Regions from separate parts of the Homo sapiens genome. Here region 2 is linked to region 1. A link is a loop called in an ENCODE intact Hi-C map of the cell type or tissue named here. Cell type or tissue: ascending aorta. All regions are shown on one strand. Each heading gives the region's core, and the rest is flanking DNA. Links, peaks and the distances in the headings are about the cores only.

Evidence for each region. A loop is a pair of places that touch in the nucleus more often than their neighbours do. Peaks named below come from ENCODE experiments on the same cell type or tissue, not always from the same donor. Only the 100,000 strongest peaks of a DNase experiment are listed, where the experiment ranks them.
Region 2: it touches region 1 in a loop (5-fold over the local background); 3 of 110 quality-filtered maps call a loop at or near these places.

The regions. Positions count from the first base shown.
Region 1 is chr2:105,601,924-105,607,375 of GRCh38, reverse strand. All of the region lies in intron 1 of LINC02946 (long intergenic non-protein coding RNA 2946), which reads left to right. Among named protein-coding and RNA genes, the nearest start is that of LINC02946, 5.9 kb to the left of the region's middle. In ascending aorta, for the core only: no CTCF peak of the experiment used is centred there; a DNase peak (open chromatin) is centred at 2,195; H3K4me3 peaks cover 725 bases; H3K27ac peaks cover 1,726 bases.
Region 2 is chr2:105,668,468-105,673,919 of GRCh38, reverse strand. No RefSeq gene overlaps it. Among named protein-coding and RNA genes, the nearest start is that of LINC02946, 61 kb to the right of the region's middle. In ascending aorta, for the core only: no CTCF peak of the experiment used is centred there; a DNase peak (open chromatin) is centred at 2,539; H3K27ac peaks cover 486 bases.

The DNA.
Region 1 (5,452 bases), core at 201-5,200:
CCTTCCCTCACTAGGAACTAACTATGCAGAGGTTAGTGAATGTTCTTCTTGATTATGTTTTTATACTTTTCCTATAGATAATATTGACATGTTCCTCAGACACACAAATATTCTTGATGAGATATAGCAGGATATAATAGTGTTTGCATAAAATAATGGTGCTTGCAATAAGCTTCTCTCTTGTGGGCAATATTAGTTTGGTTTTTTTAAAGTTCTTTATATCCATGAGGAGGGGAAAAAATCACATTTTGAAGAGAAGCCTTACCGATTCATAGATTTACGAGTTAAAGGAGATAAGAGATTCCTTTTGCAAAAGACATAATATACCAATTTTAAATAATTGGTTTAACTGATATAATTTTGCAACTTGCTTTTCTCCCACTTGACATTATGTTTTTGACATTCATTCATGATGAAGTATGCTGCTTTAGTTAATTAACTTTTAATCCTGTGTGATAAGTATAGTATTCTACTGTATAAATATACTATAATTTACCTATTTACTGTTAATGGACATTTTGATTTTTGCCTTTTCTTCTGATATAAGCAATGCTACAATGAGCACTTTTATACATGTGCCATCATGGCCAAGTGTGAGTTTCTCTAGCATGAACCATGAAAGCAACACTGCTCGGGTAGACGATACATACTCATCTTCCCCTTAACCATCTATTGCCAAATTGTCTTTCAAAGTCTTGAGCCAGTTCACGCTTCTGCCAGCAGTTTGTGAGTTCTCATTTCTCTACATCTTCATCAATACTTTTGAGTATAAACTAAAATAACTCATTTTTCTTATTACTAGTGAATAATCATGTTTTCATATATATAGGCTATTCAGTTTTTCTTTTCTGTGTTTTATCCATTTATATCCCTTGCTCATTTTTTCTATTGGCCTGTTTATAGCTTACTGATTTGTATGAATTTTTTACACATACTAAGTTCTAATCCTTTTCTGGTTATCTAAATTGCAAATCTTTTTCTAACTGGTGACTTGCCTATTCACTTTGTTTATGGTGGCTTTTCATATGATAAATTTTGGGGCCAGGTGCAGTGGCTCATGCCTGTAATCCCAGCACCTTGGGAAGCCACGGCAGGAGGATTACTTAAACCCAGGAATTTGAGACCAGCCTGGGCAACAAAGAGAGACCCTGTCTCTACAAAAATAAATAAATAAATAATAAAAAAATACAACATTAGCGTGGCATGGTGGGGCACTCCTGTAGTCATAGCTACTTAGGAGGCTGAGGCAGGAGAATCCCTTGAGCCCAAGGGTTTGAGGCTGCAGTGAGCTGCCGTCACACCACTGCACTCCAGCCTGGGCGACAGAGCAAGACTCTGTGTCTAAAAATAAAAATGAATAAATAAATAAAGTTTACCTAATTGTAGTCAAATACATCAGTCTTTCCCTTTCAGTTTTGGGTACATGTATATGGCATAAAGAGATTTTTTTTTTTTTTTCAAGACAGAGTCTTGCTCTGTAGCCAGGCTGGAGGTCAGTGGCACGATCTTGGCTCACTGCAACCTCTTCCTCCTGGTTTCAAGCAATTCTCCTGCCTCAGCCTCCTGAGTAGCTAGGGCTACAGCTGCTCGCCACCACACTGGCTAATTTTTATATTTTTAGTAGAGACAGCTCTTTACTATGTTGGCCAGGCTGGTCTCAAACTCCTGACCTTAAGTGATCCGCCCACCTCGGCCTCCCAAAGTGCTGGGATTACAGGTGTGAGCGATTGCGCCTGGCCTATATTTTCTTGCATTTTCTTCCAACTGTTTTAAAGTTTTGATTTTGCATTTAGATTTTTCATACCTCAGAAAGTAATGTATTTTCTCCCGCACTGAGTGTTAATTTTCCAAGCACCGTTTGCTGAGTAACCTGTCCTTTCTGCAATGTATCACGCCGTCTCTGTTATAGCCCGAGCCTCCATATGCCTGAGGCTGCTTTCAGATGCTCTGTTCTGTTCTATTTCCTTTTTCTGTATACTTTGCAACATTTATTTTTTTGCAGGGCAAGTCTCCCAACTATTTTCTTCTTGAATTTTTATGTTCTTAGGTTCAGAAATTTTTTTTTTTTGAAAACTGGTCACTGGTTTCTGTTTCCTTTAGGGGTATGACAAAGTATCAGTTAGGAATCTTTCTCTTCCAAGGAACAAAAAGTGCTTCTGACTATTTTAAGCAAAAAGAAGGGCGGGGGTTGGTGACGGGAAGAATTTTTTCACAAGGATATGAGGCTCACAGAATTGGCAGGAGACTGAGAGATCTGGCTTAGAAAATGGGTCAGAAGCAAGGCAGTGCCAGGAGAGGAAGCAGAATGAAGCCTAACCACAAAGCAGCCTGGAACATGGTGGTGCCAGCGCCTTCCACCACTCACTCACTGGCTGCAGAGTGGACCCTCAGTGGGATATAACTGAACTGACTTTATAGGACTTACCTTTTAATGTTAGAAGTTGCCCAACAGAGAGGGTGATTTTATGTGATATTATTGATGCTGAAGCACCATTTTTTTAAACTATCCAAAAGACACTGAAATCATGCCATAATCAGAGATGATTGATTTGTTTTTTATTGGACTTGACTTGACTTGTTCCCCTATGTCTCAGGTCAACAAATAACAAATTCACATCAACTGCATCAAATGATTTTTATATAGGTTCAAATAGTAGGTCTTCATCATAGCTATATATTAGAATCACCTGGAAAGATTTGACAACTTATTGATTCCCTCAACTCTCTTAAGACCAATTAAGTCAGAATCCCTGGTGTTGGGACCTGAGCTTCAGTGTTTTTTTTTTTAAAGCTCTCCTTCCCTTATCCACTGATGCTAACAGGCAGGCAGTGCTGAGAGTCGTTGGGCTAAAAGCAAACAGTTGTGCTAACACCAATTACAAGTGAGATTGCCTCTATATCAAAACTGTTCCTCCATGTTTGGTTTGTACAGTAGCACCACAATGTAGACTCAAAAGAAGCATTGACAGATTGGAATCTATTTCAAACTTGCATACTTCATCGATGGAAACAAAGGCTGGTAAAAGATCTACATGTTCCTCAGACACACAAATATTCTTGATGAGATATAGCAGGATATAATAGTGTTTGCATAAAATAATGGTGCTTGCAACCAACTTCTTTCTTGTGGGCAATATTAATTTGATTTTTTTAAGTTCTTTATATCCATGAGGAGGGAAGAAAAATCAGGTTTTGAAGAGAAATCTTACTGACTCATAGATTTACAAGTTAAAGGAGATAAGAGACACCTTTTGCAAAAGACATAATATACCAAACTTTATTTTCGTCAGGAGAAAACCATGCTGATAGACTTAATTACAGTAAACAGTTCAGCGATTAGGATCTATCACTCAGAACATGATCTGAGTGATTTCGATAGCAAGAGTGCTGCTCCTGAGGCATATTTGTCTTCTTCAAATTTGAGTGATTTAATTCCTTAGATTGGTTGGCTTTCAAAAGAGGGAATTCTTGGAACCATTCTAAAGAGGTCTCTGGATGACTTCAGAGTAAACCTTAAATTAATCATATGTGAAGATCTATGCTTCCATAATGTTTCCAAAAGGCGTATTTTGATTGACATTCTCAGGTGTATATATGTTACTGATCCTAAACATGAGTCCAACAACTGTACCCACTATTAGTGGTATGCCACAGATGTGCAATAACCAGCTCTGGGCTGGGCTTGTCAGCTAGCCCCCTAACACTTTGGGAGGCCAAGACCAGTCTGGGCAACATAGTGGGACCATGTCTGTACAAAACAACAACAACAACAAAATGGATGTTGTAATGTGTACCTGTAATCTTAGATAATTGAGGGGCTGGGGCAGGAGGATTGCTTGAGCCCAAGAGTTCGAGGTTATAATGAGCTATGATCACATCACTGCACTTCAGCCTGGGCAACAGAGCAAGACCTTGATTCTGAAAAATATTAGTAATAATTTTAAAAATAATCAGCTGTCTTTGGGGGCAAAGTGCTGTTATGTAGTGGTTGCCTACTTCTATACTGCAAACACTACCAGCTATGGCCAAGTTGATTTCAAGCTACCAAATTGAGGTCACTTAACACGGAGTTGGGAAGAGTTACACGGATGTACACCATTGTATAATAACTCCTTTATACAGATACAATAGATAGAAATAAGAGTATAGATGATAGTAATATATCATAAAACAGGAGGTCATCCATTTTGAAGATCAATTACCTCTGCTTTTAATATATTTAATTAAATCTTATACAGTTTATTTTTTAGTAGACTTTATTTTTTAGAACAGTTTTAGGTTCACAGCAAAACTGAGCAGAAAGTGCAGAGTTCCCATATATCCCCTGCATCTTCTCCCACAGCTCCTTCTACCCCACTATCAATATCCTACACCATGCAATACATTTGTTACAACTGATAAACCTACATGGACTCACGATTATCATCCAAAGTCCATAGTTTATATTAGTGTTCACTCTTGGTCTTGTACATTTTATGGGTTTTGATAAACATATAATGATATGTATCCACCATTACAGTATCATAAAGAATAGTTTCATCACCCTAAAAGTCTGTGCTCTGCCTTTTCATTCCTTCCTCCCGCAAACCCTGGGAACCACTGATCTTTTAATTATCTCTATAATTTTTCTTCTTTCAGAAGGTCATATAGTTACAATCATATAGTTTGTAGTCTTTTTAGATTGGCTCTTTCTTTCTTTCTTTCTGTCTCTCTTTCTTTCTTTCTTTCTTTCCCTTTCTTTCCTTCCTTCTTTCCTTCTTTCCATCTTTCCTTCTTTCCTTCCTTCCTTCCTTCCTTCCTTCCTTCCTTCCTTCCTTCCTTCTCTCTCTCTCTCTCTTTCTGTCTTTCTTTCTTTCTTTCTCTTTTTAACAGAGTCTCACTCTGTCGCCAGGCTGGAGTGCAATGGCAGGATCTCCGCTCACTGCAACCTCCGCCTTCTGGTTCAAGTGATTCTCCTGCCTCAGCCTCCTGAGTAGCTGTAGCTGGGACTACAGGCATGCGCCACCACGCCCGGCTAATTTTTGTATTTTCAGTAGAGACGGGGTTTCACCATGTTGGCCAGGATGGTCTTGATCTCTTGACCTCGTGATCCGCCTGCCCCAGTTTCCCAAAGTGCTGGGATTACAGGCGTGAGTCAACACACCCGGCTGGCTTTTTCTTTCACTTAGTAATATACACTTAATATTCCTCCATGTCTTTTCATGGCTTGGTAGCTCATTTCTCCTTAATGCTGAATACTATTCCACTGCCTGGATGTACCACAATTTATGTAGCCATTCACCTACATTTTGGTTACTTCCAGATTTTGGCATTTATAAATGAAGCTACTATAAACATCTGTGTGTATTATAAGTTGTTATGTGGACATAAGTTTTCAACTCATTTGGGTAAATACCAAAGAGTGCAATTGCTGGATACAGAGTTTAATTTTTAATAATGGCGGTGTTTAAAA
Region 2 (5,452 bases), core at 114-5,113, 67 kb before region 1:
TTTTGTATTTTTAATAGAGAAGGGGTTTCACCATGTTGGCCAGGATAGTCTCGATCTCCTGACCTTGTGATCCACCCGCCTCGGCCTCCCAAAGTGCTGGGATTACAGGCGTGAGCCACCACGCCTGGCCAATTCATAAACTTTCTTAAAACATGAGAGTTTTTTGTGATTTTTTTTTCCCAGCCCATTAGCTATTGTTCATGTTAGTCTCTCTTACGTGTGGCCCAAGACAATTCTTTTTCTTCCAATGTGCCCCCGGGAAGCCAAAAGATTGGACACACGTACTTTAAGGTGAGCAAAGGGTTGAGTACAGGGCTGAATACATGAAGGTGCTCAACACACAGTGGCTGTTGTTCTTATCTTTCCATTCTCAGCCAGTCTCTCGCCCAGTGCTGGAGACAAAGTACTCGCTTGGTGAAAGTGAAGCGGAAAGTGGATGGCGGCTGTGTCTGACGCTACCAGTTGGGCATCCAATGCCGATTTCTCCTTCTTTGCTAACAGAGCTCTGTGTTTGTTCAGAGCAGCCCAGTGAGAACACTCCCTTCCCCAGCTTCACTGCAGCCAGCAATCAGGGCCACGTAGATCTGATGATGTAGGAAACCACAGGGTGGGGCTTCAGGGAAAGCCATGTTTTCTTACCATTAAGAATGGACAGACTTGCCGGGCGCAGTGGCTTACGCCTGTAATCCCAGCACTTTGAGAGGCCAAGGTGGGTGGATCATGAGGTCAGGAGTTTGAGACCAGCCTGGCCAACATGGTGAAACCCCGTCTCTACTAAAAATACAAAAATTAGCCAGGTGTGGTGGTGCACACCTATAATCCCAGCTACTCAGGAGGCTTAGGCAAGATAATCGCTTGAACCTGGGAGGCAGAGGTTGCAGTGAGCTGAGATCCTGCCACTGTACTCTAGCCTAGGTGACAGAGCGAGACTCCATCTCAAAAAAAAAAAAAAAAAAAGCATGGACAGACTTGGCTACCACGTGCCTTTTGTCTTTGATGTCCCTCTCATTCCACCAGCTCTGCGGGGGTGATGTCAGAGGTCCAGCAGCCATCCTGTGACTATGAGAACAGGCTGCTGAAGCAAGCAAGGAGACAGTCTCCAACAGAGCCCTGGACTTCTGATTTCTGAAGTCTTTGCTTTGTGAAAAAAGAAACCCCTTACCTGTTCAAGCTGCCATTTGTGGAGTTTTTATATGTGTAACTCAGTGGTCTCAATGGGAGGAAGCAATTTTACGTCGGCGGTGGGGCATTTGCCCAGCATGTTAGACTACTGTGGCTCAAGCTGAAATCACCATCTTTATTACCAAACCCCTGTCTTATGCTTCTTCCTTCTATTGGTCACATCTACTCTTTGCTGTCTTGAATTCCCTCCATTTCCACAAAGCATTCCCTTTGTAGCTCATAGGGACTTTTTCCATTCTGCTTTCCCCTGGCACTTTAAACCGTATTGTGATGTGATGCTTCATATTACTACGTTCATGTATGGGCAGGTTGGTTTTATACACAGTCTATATCTGTAAGAGAAAGACTATGCCTAAGACTCCTGGGTCACTCATGTGAAGGTTTCCCACTGAGCTGGGTGTGTAGCTGGTGCTTTGGAATATTCCCTGACCAATCCTGCAGAGTCTCTTCCATGAACAAGTTACCATGAAAGGCTCCGCTTAGGGCTTCCCCCGCAGCGCTTGATCAGGCTGGAAACCAAAACCAGACAAGATGAGTCTTAAGCAACACGTTCCTTCTTTCCTGAAACCCTGGCTTCTCTTCACCAGGGTTACTCTGACTGGAGTCTTCTTCAAGAGTGAACATGGGCCGGGTGCGGTGGCTCACGCCTGTAATCCCAGCACTTTGGGAGGCCGAGGCGTGCGGATCACGAGGTCAGGAGATCGAGACCATCCTGGCTAACACGGTGAAACCCCGTCTTTACTAAAAATACAAAAAATTAGCCGGGCGTGGTGGCGGGCTCCTGTAGTCCCAGCTACTCAGGAGGCTGAGGCAGGAGAATGGCGTGAATCTGGGAGGCGGAGCTTGCAGTGAGCCAAGATTGCACCACTGCACTCCAGCCTGAGCGACACAGCAAGACTCCATCTCAAAAAAAAAAAAGAGTGAATGTGGTTCTCCAGGGCCTCCTTGCTGCCTCATATGCTGTGGGCGCTCAAACAGTGCAGAACAATACTCCCCCATGTGCCCGTGGGGATGGGTTCATTGGACCTCCACATAGCCTTCAAGGAAAATTACAGTGCAGTGCATCCACCGCCATGGATAGCTGGGATGAAAGCAGCCATAATTCAGTGATGCCACTCCAGGGATACAACTTCAGCATAGGATGAAAGGAGAAAATTAACTGCAAGATAAAAAGCTGTGATTTAAAAGACAAACTCTTATGAGTGTCAGCAAGGGGGAAAGCAACATGTGAAATGCAGACGGCAGGGGAGCACACTCACCTTTGCTGGATGACACTTTGGAAAGGCCTTCTTGCATGAAGTCTCTCGTCACAGCCACCACTTCTTGAACCGCTGCCCCACATGACTCACGGAGCTGATGAAGCACAGCCTGGGAAGGCGGATGGGACCCAGGGAACACAAGCCTCCATCAGCCAGCTCGGCAATTTCTTCACTTAGCTCAAATCTGTTCACCAAGCCACAAGTTTAGGGCCAAAATACATTAAGTACTCTTTATTTTTAAAATAACAAATAGCCCACAGAAATAAAGCCAACACAGTTGGCATCCCTGCTATAATCGTGTTGGCCGTGTGTCAGAACAGGGTGTGATGACTCCTGAATTAGACTTTTTTCCTCTCTGAAGCTGTTTTTTCAAATGTGGACTTACAATTACCTAGAGAGTCTACAAGGCAGATTTCTGAGCCCCACTTACTCGTCCTTTATGAGATCTCCATAGGGGAGGCCCGGGAATCTTCATTTATAAACAAGCTCCTGGTGGGGAGTGGAGAGGGTGCTCACGGCACAGGAAAGTCTGAGAAGCACGTTCCAGTGGTATATTCTATGGACTGTGAGTTCATTCAGGGACATAAAATAAGAGATTACCCTGGGAGGCTCTGATGGACAGAGAGAGGTGGCAGGAATAGGAAAAGCTGGCAAATAAGGAAAATAGAAATCAGAAAAATCATATTCCCCACAACATTTCCTTTCAAGCACATATCTTTTTCTTTAAACAAACTCTCTGAACATCAGCGGATGCACAGCTCCTGCAGATGTTCTGGAAGTTTCTACACATGGGCACGTCATGTAGAACAGAACATCCCCCAAGGTCTCACTCCTTCTCAGCATGGAGGCACCGAGGTCTCACTTCTTCTCAGCATGGAGGTGCATGCATAGCTGGGCCGAGAGCCAGGGACTATTGGCTGATGCTGGCTCCAAACTACAGCACCCGGGGCTGCTGCCACACACCTTCCATGGCACCCTGTGACCGTGAGCTGCCAGCATGAGTCAGAGAGAGCCTCGATGTGCATTGCTAGGGACATTGTTGAGGTTTTTAAAAGTTGTAATGTTAATATATTTATTGTGAAAAAACCAAGCACGGCACAATGATGTTAACTGCGTTACTTCCCCTGGCCTTTCTTCTCTGCTATCCATAGGGAAGCACTCTTAGCATGATATGCAAATCCTTCTCATCAGATCCTATGTATATGGAAATCTATGTGTGTGTAGCCAGCTCCTACAAGTTACAGTGGCAGGATCATTTCTTGTGACATGGAGGATGCTTATCCTCTCTCTTTCCACATATCCTCATGGAGATGGTCACAGCAGCTCCAGGATAAGCTGCCTCTCAGCTACGGCACTGGCTCCTTTACCAAGCACCCCTGAGCTCCAAGCCTATCCTCTGCCCTGGAACACAGCAGCCTATATGTTCCCCAGACCCTCCTTTCAGAGGTCTTCCAGTTGGTTTCTGTCAATGGGAGGTAAGCAGGTGGGAGGAGAGAGAAGGAATTTCCACTCTATTTCTGATGCCAGCTTTGCCCAGGAGCAGCAGACAATGGCCCCAGCCTTGGGCTTCTCTCAGCACTGCCAGCCCCAACCTTACTGGGACCCCTCTGAGCTACCAAGACAAGCTTTGCTGTCTTCTCACACTTTCTGGGTCATGTGCCTTCCAGAGAGCCCTGCGCACCAGCTGCCTGGAGCTTCCCCAACCGGAGCCCTCATTCTTGCTCCTGGTAACATCATTCTTCTCCCATGTTACATCAGTCCTAGAGCAGGAGCTGCTTCTGAGGTTGTTGGTAGCATCCTCTGGTTCCCTTTTGGTCCTCCAACACCCCCATGATCAATTCCCTGGGTTTGAAATATCCAGGGTTGGTTCTGTGTCTTAGAGTGGGTTGTGACTGATGCTGATAAGAAGATTTTGCAGTAAAAACAGATACATTTTGCCTGAGTCAGGCTTTGTTCTGAGAGATAAGCCTATGGATAGAAACAGCTAAAGGATATAAAAGGCTGAGCATACAAACAGTCAATGGTCAGACCATATAAAAAAGAACTTGAGGCCAGGCGCAGTGTCTCACGCCTGTAATCCCAGCACTTTGGGAGGCTGAGGAGGGCAGATCACAAGGTCAGGAGATCGAGACCATCCTGGCTAACAGAGTGAAAGCCCATCTCTACTAAAAATACAAAACATTAGCTGGGCATGCTGGCAGGAGCCTGTAGTCCCAGCTACTTGGGAGGCTGAGGCAGGAGAATGGTGTGAACCTGGGAGGCGGAGCTTGCAGTGAGCCGAGATCACACCACTGCACTCCAGCATGGGCGACAGAGAGAGACTCTGTCTCAAAAAAAAAAAAAAAAAAAAAAAAAAAAATATATATATATATATATATATATATATATATAGAACTTGACCCACCACCTGCGTCCAAAGAAGCCAACCTAATATCTACAGTAACCAGCCCAGGAATCTACCCTGCTTCCTGTAAGTCATGTTTGTAGGAAGTCAGACCACTGTCTCTAGCAACAATCCAGGAAGGCCAACCATAAACCCGTAACAATCAGCTCACACAGACAAGACTTGATTCATAACTGACAGCTGCCCTAATTTTCACCCCACTTCCAACTTAGGATCCACAGGAGAAAGCCAAATATGACTCCCCAGTCAATCACATAGGAGGTCTCATTTCTAGTTGGGACCTTTCAGCTCCTCCAGACCAACAGTCTCCAATCAGGGCACACCTGGAGCCTTCTTCCTTTCACATGAAGCTTTCCCACTCCTCTGCCTGCCTCTGAGTTTCTGCCAACACAAGTGATGGTGGCCGGCTCCCTTGCTCTAGCAAGCTCTGAACAAACAGCCTTTGCTTGTTCTCATTTGGGTGGTCTTTGTTTTCATAGCTGAAACCATGAGGCTTATGGCCAAATACATGGAACAGAGAAGAATGTGGATGGGGCAATAGTGATTTTCTCTCTGCAAAGAAAATGAGAGTTGCCATGAGTCATAGGATTGAGGTGATGTGCTCAGG